Linked DNA regions of Mus musculus: region 2 is linked to region 1. Evidence: chromatin loops called from intact Hi-C (ENCODE). Cell type or tissue: heart. All regions are shown on one strand. Each heading gives the region's core, and the rest is flanking DNA. Links, peaks and the distances in the headings are about the cores only. Region 1 has its middle 23 kb from the start of Mir6387. Region 2 overlaps Gm40287 (a long non-coding RNA gene).

Region 1 (8,343 bases), core at 281-8,280:
TGGAGAGAGGGGGGGGAGAGGGAGAGGGAGAGGGAGAGAGAGAGAGAGAGAGAGAGAGAGAGAGAGAAGAGAGGGGGAGAGGAGAAGAGGAGGGGGAGAGGAGAGAAGAGAAGAGAAGAGAAGAGAAGAGAAGAGAAGAGAAGAGAAGAGAAGAGAAGAGAAGAGAAGAGAAGAGAAGAGAAGAGAAGAGAAGAGAAGGGGGTAAAAGAAAATGTATAAAGCTTTTCCTTTTTCTCCTTGTTACTTCGTTCAGGCCCCCCGGGCATGGTGTGGGGCCACCCACACTCCAGGAAGACCCTCTCCCGCTTAGTTAATCCTGTCTGGAAACATCTTCAGGCTTCACAGTCAGTGTATGCTTTATTATTCTCCTGGGCAGTGTCAATTCCACCACATTGGCAAGACTAAGCCACATGCAGCTTGTATTCTTTTAGTCACACACTTTGATTTCTATGGATTATAAAACATACTATGCATTGTTACTGTTTTACGTCAAACCATTGAGTATGTTTAATATAATTAACATAAGCAAATACCTTTATAATTACATATGCTTTCACAATCTTTTGTTTCTTTGTGGACACAAGAGGCCTGATAGGCATTGTGTTTCCTTATTTGAGGTAAGAAATGAGAACTGCAGCCATTTAAACTGTCCCTAATCTTTTAAAACATTGGTCAAGCACCAGACCCCCAATCTTTTGAAGTTTTAGCTCCTGGATTTTGATTATAAATATTTTAACATAGCTCTTCAGGCTCTGCTCATCCTCCTTGAATAGCATGATATGGTCAACTTAATGGTGTACAAGGATGCTCTATGGGGAAGTTTTTAATGATCTGTATCTCTTCAGAATCCACTGTGGGAAGAAGCAGTCAATATAGGCCAGAGAAAACTAGGGCACGTATATTGCTGTCTATACAATATAGATGTCAACTAGTTTTTATTTTTGATGATTTGGTCAGAAATGAATGTGCTTGTAAAGAACATATACTATGTGTCCAACGCCATTTTAGTCTGCACAGGCACAATGATACCACATTTGGAAAGTTATCTTTAATGGGTAAATGTTTGACTGATATTGTGACTATCAACCAGTATTTCCAGGATCCATCTAGCTTCTGCAGGAAATGTAGGAGAAATCACAAATCTTTCATCCTATAAGTTTTGGGAGTGGTGCATTCCTCTGCCTAGGAATGCAATATTGCTTTCTATTTGCTTTCTACATGGGAGTGGAGTAGGTGGCTAGCCAACTTCAGAGTCTTTTATTTGGCTTCTTCTTCTACACCCACTCTGACCCAATAGGTCAAAGACACAAAAGAAGGTCTTGATTCTGCAAGTATGTCAACTACGAAATTGTAGAGAATGGGAAAATGGCCATGGTGTATGTCGGCAGAGTCTGTGGAACTGATTTGAGTTTGGATTCAGCAAGGACTCACTGTGAATAGTCCCCCGTGGCTTACTAGTGAGTTATGATAAGGGTCTCTGAGCACCAGGGTAAAATCTTGCTTGTGTCTAGGGATTCCTGAGATGTTTATATAGTCCTTTGTCCCTTGATATCCAAATAAATGGCCATAGTTTCACTAGAAAAACATGTACATATTGGAGTGCTGAGGGTCTCTTTCTGAACCTTGAGTTTACTGTTGTTTAGCTGGGGTGGCAGCCAAAAAAAGAATCCTTAACTATTGTCTTGTCACCATCCTCAGTGCTGGAGTTACAGGTATACAAGCCACACCCAGAAGTTTTCTAAGTTTTTTTTTTAATAGTTCAATTGTGTAGTTTTTGAGTATGAACTCTGTATATACAGTATTAGAAAGTTGGACACACAGTAGATACTTGCAGTTCTTCAGTGCACAGTTAAACAGGGCAGACACAATGGCAGTAGTTTCTGAATTCAATATGTTAGAAACTTATCTAGACTATGTAGCTGGGATATGAAGAGATGTAACACAAAAAGTTAACCTGATATTTATAAATGGAGGCTTTACAAATTGGAGAACCTTACATCTCTGCACATAAGAAGGAGTGTTGGTTATTAATACAGGGGGAGAAAGAATACCTTTTCAAGATGGGGGTTTTAGAATCTGGGTAGGTAGAATCTATGGGAAAATCTATGAAGATATAGCAGAGACTCGGATTTTCCAAACTATTGCCTTTGTCTTGCCGTAATGCATCTGCCTTAGCATTTAATTTTCTTTAAGGTTCTACACTGCATATTATATCTGAGTCTGAAGCTCAACATATTGTGTTTTTATACAGTGGGTTGTGTATATATGCACCTTAGTTAGGATTCTTATGCAGACATCCTACCACCTCAGGATATAGTATCTAGAGACAGATGGAACTTTTGTATTATGATAAAGAACACACAAAACTGGGAATAGTGCCTTTGAACGAGGCCAGTGACCTAGTTTGTCCTGTGTGACAACCATATAAGAACAATTCAAAAAAGAGCCCTCACTAGAGTCCAGGTATGGGCTCCCTGATCATGTACTTCTAGCCTTCAAGAATTTGAGAAATAAATGCCAGTTGTTTATAAGCCACTCCATTGAAGGTAGTTTTATTAGAGCATCCTTAGTGGACTATGATTCTTCACAGTCTTCAGTAACCCTCTGTGAGCACTAGTCTTCGTTGTCAACTTGACTACATCTGGAATCAACTAAAACTAAACACCTGGGTATGCTTGACGAGGATTTCCTTTCTTTTTTCTTTTATTCTTTTCTCATGTATTACCTCCCAAATTCAGTTTCCCCTTCCTCCCAGACCCTACCCTGACCTCCCTACCCCCCAGATCACATATCCATGCCTCATACCTCCCTCTAGTCCCCCCAAAAAGCAGACCTCCCAGGGATATCCACTGAACATGGCCTAACAAGATACAATATAAGGGCATAAACCCATATAGCAAGGCTGGACAAGGCAAACCAGTTGGAAGAAAAGGGTCCCAAGCATAGGCAAAAGAGCTAGAGATCCCTTAAACTACCCACCTACCATCTTCCACTCTCATTCTTGTTGAGAATCTCACAAGAACACCAAGCTACACAGACATAATGTATATGCAGAGGACCTAACTCAGACCCATACATTGTTTGTTTCTTCAGTCTCTGTGAGCCCCTATGAGACCTGCTTAGCTGGTTTTGTGTGCTGTGTTCTCATAGTGTCCTTTAGCCCTCTGACTCATGAAAAGTTTTTTCAGTTGGGTCATGTAAGGTGAGAAGACTCATCCTAAAGCTGGGTCACACCTTCAGGCAGCATCCTACATAAAAGAAATGGAAGAATGAAGCTTTTTATTTTTTATTTATTTTTTTGCCTACTTGCCCTCATTCTTGATGGCAAGTTCATATATCCTGTCACTGTGACACTCCTTTACTGGTGTTAAAACCTAATTCTTTGGGGATTCCAATGTAGATCCAAGACCTGAAGTTCCTTACAGCTTCTCTGGAACTCTAGACAAGATTTGGGTTACTGAGACATACTGTCTCATGGACTGAACAACTACTACATCCTTGGCCCTCCCATTAGGAGACAGCCATTATTAGACTACTAAAACCATTACTTGCAAGCCAGTGTCATAAATTCCGTGTGTGTGTGTGTGTGTGTGTGTGTGTGTGTGTGTGTGTGTGTATGTGTGTGTATGGGTATTTATTATATCAGTTCTATACCTGTAGAGCCTAACAAATTTTCTTTATTCCTGGCACTACTGAGAGGTCTGATTTTCTTTCTACAAATGGTTCTCCCACATTTACAAATATTTGAATCAAAGTGTTACTAGATTGTCTCTTAAAGCTTCCAGTGGTTGAAATTTTAGCAATGAAGCCACTAATGTTTTGGGAACTGTGTCCTACTTCTTTCCTGGTACATGTCTCAATTGCTATTTGAGTGGTTAGTGATTCTCTTTACCTATTTGTCTTGGGTCATCTTCCTGGCCTTCCTGTGTCTATAGGAATCACATGGATGGAAAATGTCTTGGGAAGAAATACCAGTGAAAGGAAGATCAAAGAAGCATAGTCATTGATTTAGGATGAACAAGTGTGTGTTAACCCAAAGCAGAGCTCCGCAGCACACACCGACTATTAAGATATCAGTAGTTCTACTCTCAGTCAATGTATAGACTATTCTGAGAACACTACAACCTCAGATATACTGAGACAAACTTGAAAGAGATGACTGCTAGGGGCTGTCAAAGAATCGCTTTCATAGTATTCTTTCTTGAAGGACAAACTGAGCCATGCCTTCCTGATTTCAGCTCCTTGTTCCACACCACCCGTGAAATGTGTCTAAGTAGATCATGCTTAGAGAATTGCAAATTCTATCCCATAGGAATAGTTTTCCCTCTGAAACAGTCTACTCAGTTCTGTCAGGATGGTGTGGGCAGTAGCCCTGCTCTGAGCTAGATGGGAACACAAAGTTTAAGGTATTTTAGCTTCAATAGGATTCCAATGTCTGATCATTTCCCATTTTAAAAGTAAATAAATTAAGGTTTCAAGGGGAAGTACACATCCTTCCTAGAACAACCCAGCCCACAGGAAGGAGTAACAATGGCTTCCACCCTTGAGATCACTCTTCCCCTCCTGGGAAGGAAGTGTGAGATTTGTTGGCCTGGACAGAATCTGAGAACATTGATGTTCTGTCTACTCTGGATGCACAAGCAGAGACTGTGTGCCTCACAAGATGATAAGAGCAGCCTGGGGAACACTAAATGTTCATCTTGGGAGGGGCACAGGAGGAAAAGAAGGGGACCCACCCAGTACCCTTTCTTTTGGCTTTGGTTATAAATATTGGTGTTCTCTATTATCTTCTGCAGGTATGACTCCTATTTTCATGGTGCCCTGGGCAGAAGAACCAAGAAGAGGAGGAGATATACCATACTGCAGGAGGCCAACCTTTCTCTGATAGCTTTTACTAAGCATCATGTTAGTAGGACTTTTGTTGCTGTGGTAGAACACATGAATCATTTAAGGGAAGGAGAATTTATTTAGACTCATGTTTTAAAGCAGTCAGTTTCAGAGGACTAGTCTATGACTCACTCTCTTATTATTTGACTTTGCGGATGCTGCTGGCACATCATGGCAGAAGGGCATGGGAGAGGGTAGCTACTCTCTCCAGGATAGCTGGAAAATGGAGAAGGAGAGAAAGGGTTTTGGTATATGATATATCCTTCAAAGATGTGCTTCAAGTGACTAACTCCCTCCAGCTAGGCACCATCTCTGAAAGTTTCCATGACCTCTCAATAAAGCCATCTGTTACTAAATCCATCAATGGATGAATACATTGAGTAGGTCAGCCCTCACTTCTCATTGATCACATCTGCCAACTTCAGACCAAGGCTTTAACGCATGAGTCTTGGGGAAGAGATGAGTACTTGATGACTAAGGCAACTTAAGGAAGGAAGAGATTGATTTTTTTTTTGGCTGATGGATCAAGGGTATAGTTTACCATAGTGGAAAAATTATGGTGGCGTCAGGAGCTTGAGGTAGCTGGTCAGAGTACATCTACTATCAAAAAGTAGAGGGAGATACATGCTAGTACTTAAGCTTGCTTTTGCCTTTTTATTCACTTCAGGACTCCACATCCTGGAATGGTCTACCCACATTGAAGGTGAGTCTTTTACTTCCATTAGTCTCATTTAGGAACCCCTCACAAATATGCTAAAACACTTGTTTCCACAGTGTTTTCTGAATTCCAGTGAGCTGACACTCAAGACTAACCATACATAGGAATGATCCTCTCTCAGGAAAATGCAGAGTTAGGGCTAAGTGCCTGGTCATTGAATTGTTAACTAACTGATGACTCTATAGAACCAGAGTTGGGAAAGAAAAAAATTATAATATGTAGTACAGAAAAAAAAAACCACTTAGCTTATGAATTATGGGCCTCTATTTCAATATTTTTCACCTAGCAAAGGTTTAGAGTTTACCTAGTTGGTGTGACTACTTGTATTAATGGAGACATTGAATATCAAGGGAGTTAAGATACATAGTGATACTTCTTCTATCAGCAACCTTCAGTGTAGCTCTGGGGCCACTTATTCCAGAAAGTCATGCTTGAATTCTTGTCTTTTTTTCAGAAATTCACATGTGTATAGCCATAGTCATGTATCATCAAATGCATACCGAGTAAATGCCAGAGGACCGAGAGATACCGTAAGGGGCCCAGCAAAAAAGCATGCATAACATTGTTATTCTGAGCATGAGGATATGGTAAGAATCCCAAGACAGAGGAAGGGTGGAAGAAGCACAAATCATACAGAAGAAAAGCAAGGGGCTATGGGTGAGCTGGAGAAGGCATGCTTTCTAAAAATGTCTCCTGACTCACTTTCTTCCTCATAGTAGACTGTGGTTTTTAATATATTAAGTCCAGCTGACAGCCAGGGTGGCATACAAAGCTATAAATACTGTACTACAACCATGATCTAATTGAATGCTTAAGCTCTTTGAGCCCGTTGTTATGGCTTGAGGTCCCATAGGCTCATGTTTGGACCTCTCTGGCTTATGGCACTACTTGAAGGAGATGTGGAGGTTAAGTGGTTGGGTGTGGCTGGTGGTTCTGTCTGTGCTGTCTGCTTCTCAGCCCTCTGCCTTATGAGGAGTCTTTGCCAAGTGCTTCCACCATTGTGAATTCTGCCATGTCTCTCCACCATGGTAGGCTGAACAGCCTTGAGACCATGAATCTTTCTTTACTGACATCACTTCTGTTGGATGTTGTGGTCACCAGTTAGCAGACTATAGGAGAATAGCTACAAGTTTTTTGAGTGGGTCAGGTAACACTGACTCTTGAGATTTCATGCAGCAACTGATCCATAGTCATTCACCAACAAATGTTTGTGCAAATAGTGAATCTTTGGCTTAGCAGTCTAAAGAATCCATGCAACTCACTTTTCTTCTGAGACATTTCCCAGGGCAACACAGATGTGATTGGCATATGAGCATAGTTCATTTATATTTTTTGACAGGGTTCACCAGCATCAGTGTGTATTCCCTGGAGACAGAGTACTGGCTCCAGGATGTTCATTGTAGGTCACATAGATTACTCTTGGAGCCACACATCTGCCTGTAGAATTATTTATTTGTGTAAGATTGACAATCTTGGAACTGTATCTCTCTAGCTATTTTTCTGACATTATCCCCCAATGTGTTTAGTTTATAGTTTATTATCATTGTAAGGGGGTGCTTGTTAACTTTTATTTCCTGTAGTTTGTAGCTCTCTCTCTCTTTCTATGTAGCATTCTTTACAAGCTGTGTGCATACCATTCAAAAATGTACCCCAAAAAAGAGATTTTCTATACTATTGTTCTCCTTTGAGACAGAGTCTCATGTAGTTCAAACTAGACTTGATCCTCTTGCTTCTACGTCCCAAGTGTTAGGGTGGCATGTGGCACCATATTTGTCTGTGTCTGCATCTGTGGCACTCCAGATCATGAGGAAAGACCATATCAATAACCCATATAGGTGAGGCACACAGAGGTTTCAGCTGTTTTGGCCATTGAAAGGCTATGTGACATCTAGTAGAGTAGGGTAGCAGGAACTTGCTGGACCCAAAACCTAGAGGTCAATGGGCTAGAACGAGAGATATTCTATAATAGAGACTAAGAAGAACTCCGTGCTATCACTCTCTCAATGTGTGTACTCAGCTGTCATTTACACTCTGAGTTCAATCACCATTTATGACATTAGAATAATGATATCCTTACTGACAACTCCTAGGATAATCTGCCAATATAACTAGCCTTTCAGGCATGGCTAGTGAAAAGTACTGCCTGAAGAGTAGAGGAATGGATAGGTTCACAAGACAACTGACCCTCCCCATCCATTAGTTTTGTCTTACAGCTTCCCACTGTCCTCATCTCAAAGGCTTCAGTATTCCCACTAGCTAATAGGCACCATTCCCAGGGAGAATGTTCTGGAAGTCTTATAGTGGGACTGCCCTGAAGTTTTTATAGAAATGGCTGCTAACCAGGTTCCCTAGTACTCTATGTCTAAGAGCAGCATACCTCCTTAGCTGCAGGTGCACAAACAGTTCACTTCATGAATGGTAAGTTCTGGAGGGCAAGCACAATTGTTAGTTGTGTTATTGCTATGTCAACCCACAACGCTCTTACATGCCTTAAGTTCACTGTGTGGCTTGACTTCTTTCTTGATAAAATGCTGTAAGGAGACAGAGCATAATGAGGGATTGCAGAAGTTGAAGGACAGTCACAACACTCTCTGAGTTACCTGTGATTTTGCTAAGCCTGATGAGTCCTGGGGCCTAATCAAGTCCATGCTGAGGTGGAGAAAGACTCTGAGTCCTGAAAGATGAGTAAGAATGTCTGAGTCAAAGAGAGGCACTGCTGCATAAAGGTATCAGAAAGT
Region 2 (8,343 bases), core at 293-8,292, 54 kb after region 1:
GGCCTGGCAGTCTGCTTTTCTCATGTGTCCCTTATTCTGCTTAAGAGAATAGCAAGAAGCCAAATACAGCAGGGCCATCCTTGCTTCTGTGCAGCTTGCCTAGTATCTGTGTCTTCTCAGTCGAGTGGCAGTGGAGAAACCATCTGTTTTGATGATTATGGAATACTTTGGGTCTGTATCCACAAACAGAAACACAAAATATGGAGGTACCAGCAACAGGCTACCCAAACAAAGCATGTACTCTATCAACACTTCCATATTGCTGTTCAATATCTGCAATCACTGGCTAATTCTACCAAAAGGGGTGTCCTGTAATTGTGCCACTATATGAGTAGCTACTGCCACTGGTATTTACATGGCGGACACTCATTTTTAATGCTCTGGTAAGCCTGAAGTTCAAACCTCAGTACTATCAAGCTGTGGCACAAAGCTGCAGTATGTCTCAGTCCTAAGCCTTAAAATAAAGGAGGAATGTTTCATGGTGGTGCTGTAGGGACAGTCCTATGTGAAGAGCTGACCTAGGAAGACCTTAGGCAGCAGTTCTTAACCTGCGTGTAGTGACGCCTCTGGGGGCTCTCAGGGTCACAAATCAGGCATCTTGCTTTTTAGATATTTACATTACAGTTCATAACAGAAGCAAGTGGACAGTTATGGAGTAGCAATGGAATAATTTTATGGCTGTGGTCACCACAACATGCAGAACTATATTAAAGGGTTGCAGCTATAGGAAGGTTGAGAGCCACTGCCCTAGAGTCTTTTCATCCATCAGTCCGTCCTCCAGTCCTTCCCATAGAGTATGTTTCAGGGACTATGATTAGAGAGTCATGAAAGCAGGGTAGGAAGGTAGCTCAGTTGGAAAAAGCTTTGCCATCTGAGAACGAGGACCTGAGTTTTCTCTGATACTCTTGGTAAAACAAACAAACAAACAAACAAACAAACAACATCCAACTGTCTTAGTGCTTGCTTACAATACAGAGGCTGAGAAGGTGAAACAGATGTGCTGGGCTGGCTGGCCAGGGAGGAGTCCCAGCCTAGTCAGACACTCTGTTTAAAAAACAAAACAAAATAAAACAAAAACAAAAACCCAAAGTGGACTGAGGTCCTGAGGAATGATACTAAGTCTGACCTGTGTATATACACATACACACACACACACACACACACACACACACACACACACACACACACACACAGAGAGAGAGAGAGAGAGAGAGAGAGAGAGAGAGAGAGAGAGAGTGTTTCTGCATGAGATGATCCCTGTATCAATCTCTGAAAAAATTAACAATTATCTCAGGGATGTGGGCAACAGAAGGAGCATCCCAAGCAAAAGACACTTAGAATGAAATATTGCTCCACAGCAGAGTTTAGGACAGAGTGGAGGTGGAGGTGAGATATCTCAGGTATAAGTGACAGTAGAAACCATCAACATTCCTAGAAGGGGAACAGGACCCATGTGGAATGATCACATCTTCCAGGTAGCTCCTAGGCCATCTTGGCTGCACACCATTCTCCTTCAGGTGATTGCCCATACCTAAAAATGTAGACATTTCTGTACATTTGTCCTCACTGGTTTCCTTTTGAAGACCCTATGAGATGACCACTGGGGGATGTGAGGAGCCGCCCTCACATTCGCCATTACAAGATGGCGCTGACATCCTGTGTTCTAAGTAGTAAACAAGTAATCTGCGCATGTGCTCTGCCTTCCCCTTGACAACAACTCGGCGGATGGGCTGCAGCCAATCAGGGAGTGACACGTCCGAGGCAGAGGACAATTCTCCTTAAAAGGGACGGGGTTTTGCCATTCGGGGTCTTCGCTCTGTAAGCTGATGCTCTCCCTCTCAAGACGCATTAAAGCTTTTACTGCAGAAGGATCCTGTGTGCCACGTCATGTAGCGTGGGACATCAGGGGGATCCATCACTACTACCTCCATTGTGTCTGACCACATCCCTTTCGAAGAAAATTGAGTTGCAAATTATCTTAGGAAAATGAATTTCAGCTACTAGAGGTTTTAAGACTTCAGAATGACTTAATAATCTCTGAACTCTTCTAGGACAATAGACATTGAATAAATGTGGAGGATGAGATTTACATACACAGATTCATATTTTCCATATCAGCAAATCCAGGCTTTCGTTTAGGGTGAAGGCTTTCGATACAGTTGCTTAGATGTGTTCTCAGAATCATCTGGAATAGCCTCTACCTGAGAAGTAAGCCCTGCAAAAAGAAAGAATGTGACTCAAATAATACAAAATTCAACACGAGAAAACCATGTCATTTATTTTATTGGCATTTATTCAGCCAAAATAAGTCTGTCTCTGGCTAGTCACATTAACCCTTTCTAAACATCTGTGGGATGTCCATGTAGCCCGGGTAATAAGCTCTACATGTGCATTTGAAAAGAGCAGTTCCCGAACACATCTGTTTTCATTCATGCACATACTGCATTATTTTATCATGATGTATTCTTTGTGGTATTACTTTAGAAATCTATTACCCATGGATCACTAGAAGATCTCGTGTCCTGTCATCTTTGGGATAATGAACACTCTCTCCACATGTGTAAATCTGTCAGGCCCGAGTCTTCCCTCGGAGAGACATTTACTCATTTACACATTAAAGGGATCACTTTAGGTTTCCAACCAGGACTGTTTTACTTTTTACTGGAGGAATGCAGAATAGCTCATTAGCTTCAACCTTAAACCAGCTCATTGAAGAGCCTATCTGGAGGAAACAATTAAATCTTTATTGCTGGTTTTAAAAATATCTTTAATATAAATAAATGTGGAGATATATTCAATTGGGAGGGTAACTGATAAAAATATTCTATTAAATTCACTTTGGAAAGAGAGAAGCCAGGATTAATCCCGAAGACACTGTTGTCGGCTTTGATTCTTCGGGTCTCTATTATCAATGTTTCACAGGTCTTACTGCTCTGTGTTCATCAGCAAGGAGTGAAAATAGATGTGCTCATCTTGAATTCTGCTGAAAACTTCTAGAAGCCTCACCAGGACTGGCTCCTGAATGCACAAACTGAGAACAAGTTTATAGTACCTTTGTAACATAAGACAACAACAACAACAACAGCAGCAACAACAACAACACAATTCCTTAGTATTTAGTATTTACTATTTTTTACACTTAAAAACCTTCTTACCTTTCTTACATAAGAAACTCATAGATGCCCTGTGACCTATTAAATGTTTATCTAATATTTGTAAAAACATACTTTTGAAAGGAAAAAATAGAATTATGTATGATTAGATTCAGAGAGAAATCTGCTTTTGAATCTTCATTATATTGTGTCTAAAAGGAGGGATCGGGTCATTGCTGATCCTGCTAATGAACTTGAAAGGCTAAGAGAATGGGTATAGACCAATCACAAGTCATCTATCATAGACTAATGATTCTCACAATGGCCTCTAAGATGGGGGTGGGGTTGGGGTGGGGAGCTGTAAAGGCTTTGTGGTTGCTAGTTAGGGTTCAATTCACTTTAATTCCATGTCACTAGAATTTATTTTTTTAAATCTGTTTATTTATATGTATTTTTATAATTGTTTATATTTATATCTTTAGTTATGATTTTTTTTGATAGCTTCCTTCTCTTTCTGTTCTCTATTAGTTCCTTCACATCCCGATTATTCTCCCCCTTTCACTATGATCCCCCTCCCACAGTTCATGCTTTTTTTAATATTTTTTTGGTACCCGCTGATTTTAACTAGGACCATCTGTGCGGCAATGAGTCTGGAGCTAGCTGTTAAATCCTGATGGGCTCAGACTTGCTTCCTAACTGTCTCTTCCCAGGAACCAATCGGTTGACAGCAGTTGAAGAGGAAGCTTTAGGGCCTCAGGAGCCCCTCTGCCCATGTGGGTTTTGACAGGTTTTGCAGGTCTAGTGCTATGAGATCATGTCTGCAGTGGCTGGGTCGTGTCCTGAGGAGAACGCTCTGTGTCTCTTCTCCTCAGTTTCTGGCCCCCACATTCTTTCCATTCCTTCTTCTGCAATATTTCTGAGCCTCAGAGGGCATGACATAAATGTCCTGTTTCAGGATAAGTACTCATCCATTATTTATTCAAAATACCTTCAGCACCCCAGTCTCTTCTCTCACTGTTGTTCACTTCAAAGAGACGTTGTTGGATTAAGAATAAAAACAGCATCTGTCTATGGATACAAACAATTAACCTGCAATATGATGCCCTGTCATTTTAGCTTATCAATAATAGGGAGGTCAGCCTTAGGACCAACAACTTCCCCAGCTTGGATGTTTGATCTAGTTTATAGCACCAAGTATGCATTCACTCTCGTGGGTCGAGCTTCACCTTAACAGAATGTAATAAGATGAGGGGTCAGAGCTATGTTTTAAAACAATGTATAGCGCCAGACGGTGGTGGCGCACACCTTTAATCCCAGCACTTGGGAGGCAGAGGCAGGCGGATTTCTGAGTTCGAGGCCAGCCTGGTCTACAGAGTGAGTTCCGGAACAGCCAGGGCTATACAGAGAAACCCTGTCTCAACCCCCCTCCCCCAAAAGAAAGACCAATGAAATGAACAGTTATATTTGAATGGCAGGAATTATTTTACCTGAGAATTTTAATCTTTTGGGGGTGATAACAAGATGAGACAAAGGACACTTATCCAACTTCACTGAGCCGAAGCCACCCTCAGTGGTCCTGACTTTTCTAAGCAGAAGCACAGAAAGAGCTACTGGAAAAGACAGAGAGTATCTTGTATGCCCTAGAGAGCTTTGAGGTCAATGAATGATGTTCAGAGAAAGTCAGGCTTAGAGTCTACTTTAAAAAGAGAGACTTTGCGAATTCTGAGTCATAAAATCATGGAGTGATTTGAAGGCAGTGAACAACCTTATGATTACTGGAGTTATGCAGAGGAAGCCTAGGCAGGTTTCATGAGGCTATTTGTGTAGAAAATAGAAGGTCAAATGGGTCATCATATTAGATGGCCTTTCTGATTCCTTCTGGATCTTCCTGAAGCATTGATTTGGCATCTATCTTCTATTTCCCAAACAGAGAGTTCAGGGGCTTCCTGGATCCTTCCTGGAGAAGTACTTTGGGATTTACACAGGAGGAAATTACACACTGTGCAGTTTCCCGAGACTCTCAGAGTCTCAGGACTTGTTAGTGCTGTGAACCCTTAAGGATATCCCCAATTCTGGGCACATAGACATGATTAGCTAGTGACAGATCAGTGCTCTGTAGGTCTCCTCAAAACCTTCAGGAATTCCATGTGACCTACAGCCTGTTCTCTGGCTGTGTTGGGTTGACCAAGGTCTGTCCTGACTTTAGTTTGTATTTCACAGTTTTCTGCCCTAGAATAAGAACGGAAACAGGAGGCTTACCATGTGTGGCCTATGTCTCCCTCTCCCTGTCCCTGTCCCTGTCCTCCCTGTCCTCCCTGTTTCCCTCTCCTCCCTGTCCTCCCTGTCCCCCCTGTCCTCCCTGTCCTCCCTGTCCTCCCTGTCCTCCCTGTCCTCCCTGTCCTCCCTGTCCTCCCTGTCCCCCCTGTCCTCCCTGTCCTCCCTCTCCTCCCTGTCCTCCCTGTCCCCCCTGTCCTCCCTGTCCTCCCTGTCCTCCCTCTCCTCCCTGTCCTCCCTGTCCTCCCTGTCCTCCCTGTCCCCCCTGTCCTCCCTGTCCTCCCTGTCCTCCCTGTCCTCCCTCTCCTCCCTGTCCTCCCTGTCCTCCCTGTTTCCCTCTCCTCCCTGTCCTCCCTGTCCTCCCTGTCCTGCCTGCCCTCTCTCTCCTCCCTCTCCTTCCTCTCCTCCCTCCCCCTCTCCCTCTCCTTTCATCTGACATCTGTTCACTAGGCTCATATTCCTCCAGGTAGGCTCCCACACATAGAAGAATCTCCTCTGGTGCAACTTCCTTTAACTTCAAGAAAGCAGGAAAACAAATTTTAGGTTGTCATCTCTTGGGTTGCCATTTGGAAAAACTGGGTAAACTGCATCCTGTTTATTCAGAAGAACAAGTGGGACATTATCCCAGCCATGTGCAGAGCACAGCTAGGGATGAGGGCCTGGATGGGAGCAGCAGGTGGGCCTGTGCTCCAGTTGTCCCACTGGCTAGCCAGAGGTGAAAGTTGCCATAACTCAGCTGAACATCTCCAAAACATGAGATTTCAGATGGCTCCTAAAGTGCACTGTGGCTCCCAATACTCAAACTGGATGGCAGAGGTACAGAAAAGTCACCCCCCTTGCCCAAGAGCACAATCATTTACTTCTGGTAGTATCTTCTCATATGGGACAAGGAAACTGTGATGGCTGGCTGGTCAACAGGGCCCTCTAAAAACTGATTGACATCTTCAGTATTTTCAGGGCTTCCGTTCTGTTCCTCTAGTCATTTATATGGCATAGTTAGTATTTGTAGATTCTTCTTGGTTCCTCTGCTGGTTTATGAGCCTTTTAGTTGCTTCGTGACTACAACATAACAACACGTACCACTGTATCGTGATAGGGCAGACCCAGTGAACAAAAGCATGTTCCACGAACAGCAGTCAACCTTGACCTCGTGCATTTGACAGCTTCATTTTATTTCATTTTACAGTGGAGCCAGAAAATGCTTTCTTTTGACCAGTTCCCACATCTACCCCGACTGTTTACCTTCCATCTCTGTTTCAGAGGAAAAGCACAACTGTGCCATGTCCATGATTCCTGGAGGTTGTTTCCAATATGTTAGCTCAGCTCCCACTGCTCTGTAGCAACAGAAATGAAGCTGGTTTAGAGGGAAGGGGATAACTATGCCCCTATATGAAATAATATCTGGAAGTATTAAAAAATAAAAGTAAAGGCAGAGTTTATTTTGCAATCCCAGCTCTGCCCGTGCTTCATTATTCCACCTTGGGAAAGTGACTTCTTTGGTTGTACAAAGGGAGTGCAAAGTTTTGTTCTGAGGGTCATGACACCCAGGGTTAGGGCACAGTGGCTGAAGAGATCATATTTTAATGCAACTGAATCAGTAACTGCAAGTATTCTGCCTGTAAAGTTGATATATCTTGTAATTCAGATGAGTGAGAAATCATGAGCGTTGTGGAGCTACAACAACCCTGTCCCTTAGAGGACTTGTTACCATGCTCACGATAGATTGTGTCAAAGCATGTTTTCAAGTTCAGGTTGCACTGGGCCCAATGAGTCATTAATTTCATGGAGTTCAACTTCCTCTTGTGCTTACACAGAAAGAGAGTTGAACTGGAGGCCGCTAGGGCTGTTTCTCACTCTGGTCTGTGTGTACTAGGGTGGCTTAGAGTAACTTACTGTATGGTGTGCCAGATCCTTGAATAAACCAACGTTTCTTTTGCCATGGTCAATGACTGGCTATTAAGGAGCTACGCCTACAACAGGAGTAGAAATCAAGATACATACCCCTCCACCCTACGGGGAGAGAGAGAGAGAGAGAGAGAGAGAGAGAGAGAGAGAGAGAGAGAGAGAGAGAGAGAGACCTTCTGTGTTACACAAGGAACCAGTGAGCAAGAGTAGAACCAGAACCCTAGCCCTCTCAAGGCAGCTGCTATCACCTTAAGTTCCTTTTTCCCATCTAGGGACTAAGTCTTATGCATCTAAGATTCCCTGAAGATACAGGAGAAGTTTCATATATTAACATTCTTTTTTTTTTTTTTACTTCAAGAAAGGAAAAAAAACCTACATCAGAAGTGTAAAATAGAAGCAAGTGAGTTCTATTTTTAAAAAACTGGACATCTAGATCTCCCTGAAAATCTCTACATCAAATACCAGCAAGGAAGGGAGTGGGACTGTCATCTCTGTGTTGTGCATGCTCAGGAAAGAGGCTTCATTCTTTAGAACTATCTTCCTCATCTACTAAAATCAAAAGACAAAAATGGCAATGGACCACTAAGGCCTGGCTTCTCTGTCCTTCTACCTGTTTCTGTTATCCTGTCCTCTGCCACTCCTCCTGGGTGGGATGGAGGTCCTGAAAGATGGAAGGGTTTCATTACCTTAATGGTGAAAGAGTCTCATCAGTGGAAAGAAAGACATAAAGATGAAGTATTATTAAACTAGGTCACATGCAGTATTTCTATTCACCTGCCTGAAGGGACATTTTCTTTATTTCACGTGCAGGGGACACTGGAACATAGGGAAGCCATTTATAATACTGTGACAGTCTTGGGAAAATGTCCCTGCAATGAGTCAGTCTTTCAGAGTTGTGTTCATCTGAAGAACACGAAGGACACGAAAAATGAGTATACAGTGTGCCCCCTGAGTCTCCAGCCCAGCAAGTATGTCTTTGAGACAGCCTTTGTATCTTAACAACCTAGATAGCGACATAATCGCCATCTGTAACTTTTCAGGGGAAGAGTGCAAGCTTTTTTTTTTATTTTTA

Evidence for each region. A loop is a pair of places that touch in the nucleus more often than their neighbours do. Peaks named below come from ENCODE experiments on the same cell type or tissue, not always from the same donor. Only the 100,000 strongest peaks of a DNase experiment are listed, where the experiment ranks them.
Region 2: a loop joins it to region 1, with 2.1 times the contacts of the local background. A loop is called at or near these places in 5 of 42 quality-filtered maps.

Annotation. Positions count from the first base shown.
Region 1 is chr12:15,773,486-15,781,828 of GRCm38, reverse strand. No RefSeq gene overlaps it. Among named protein-coding and RNA genes, the nearest start is that of Mir6387, 23 kb to the left of the region's middle. In heart, for the core only: no CTCF peak of the experiment used is centred there; a DNase peak (open chromatin) is centred at 4,578.
Region 2 is chr12:15,719,217-15,727,559 of GRCm38, reverse strand. It overlaps Gm40287 (a long non-coding RNA gene), which reads right to left. Exons shown (of 6, transcript XR_872503.1): 4 at 6,609-6,700; 5 at 2,095-2,215; 6 at 684-1,531. Among named protein-coding and RNA genes, the nearest start is that of Mir6387, 78 kb to the left of the region's middle. In heart, for the core only: no CTCF peak of the experiment used is centred there; a DNase peak (open chromatin) is centred at 5,209.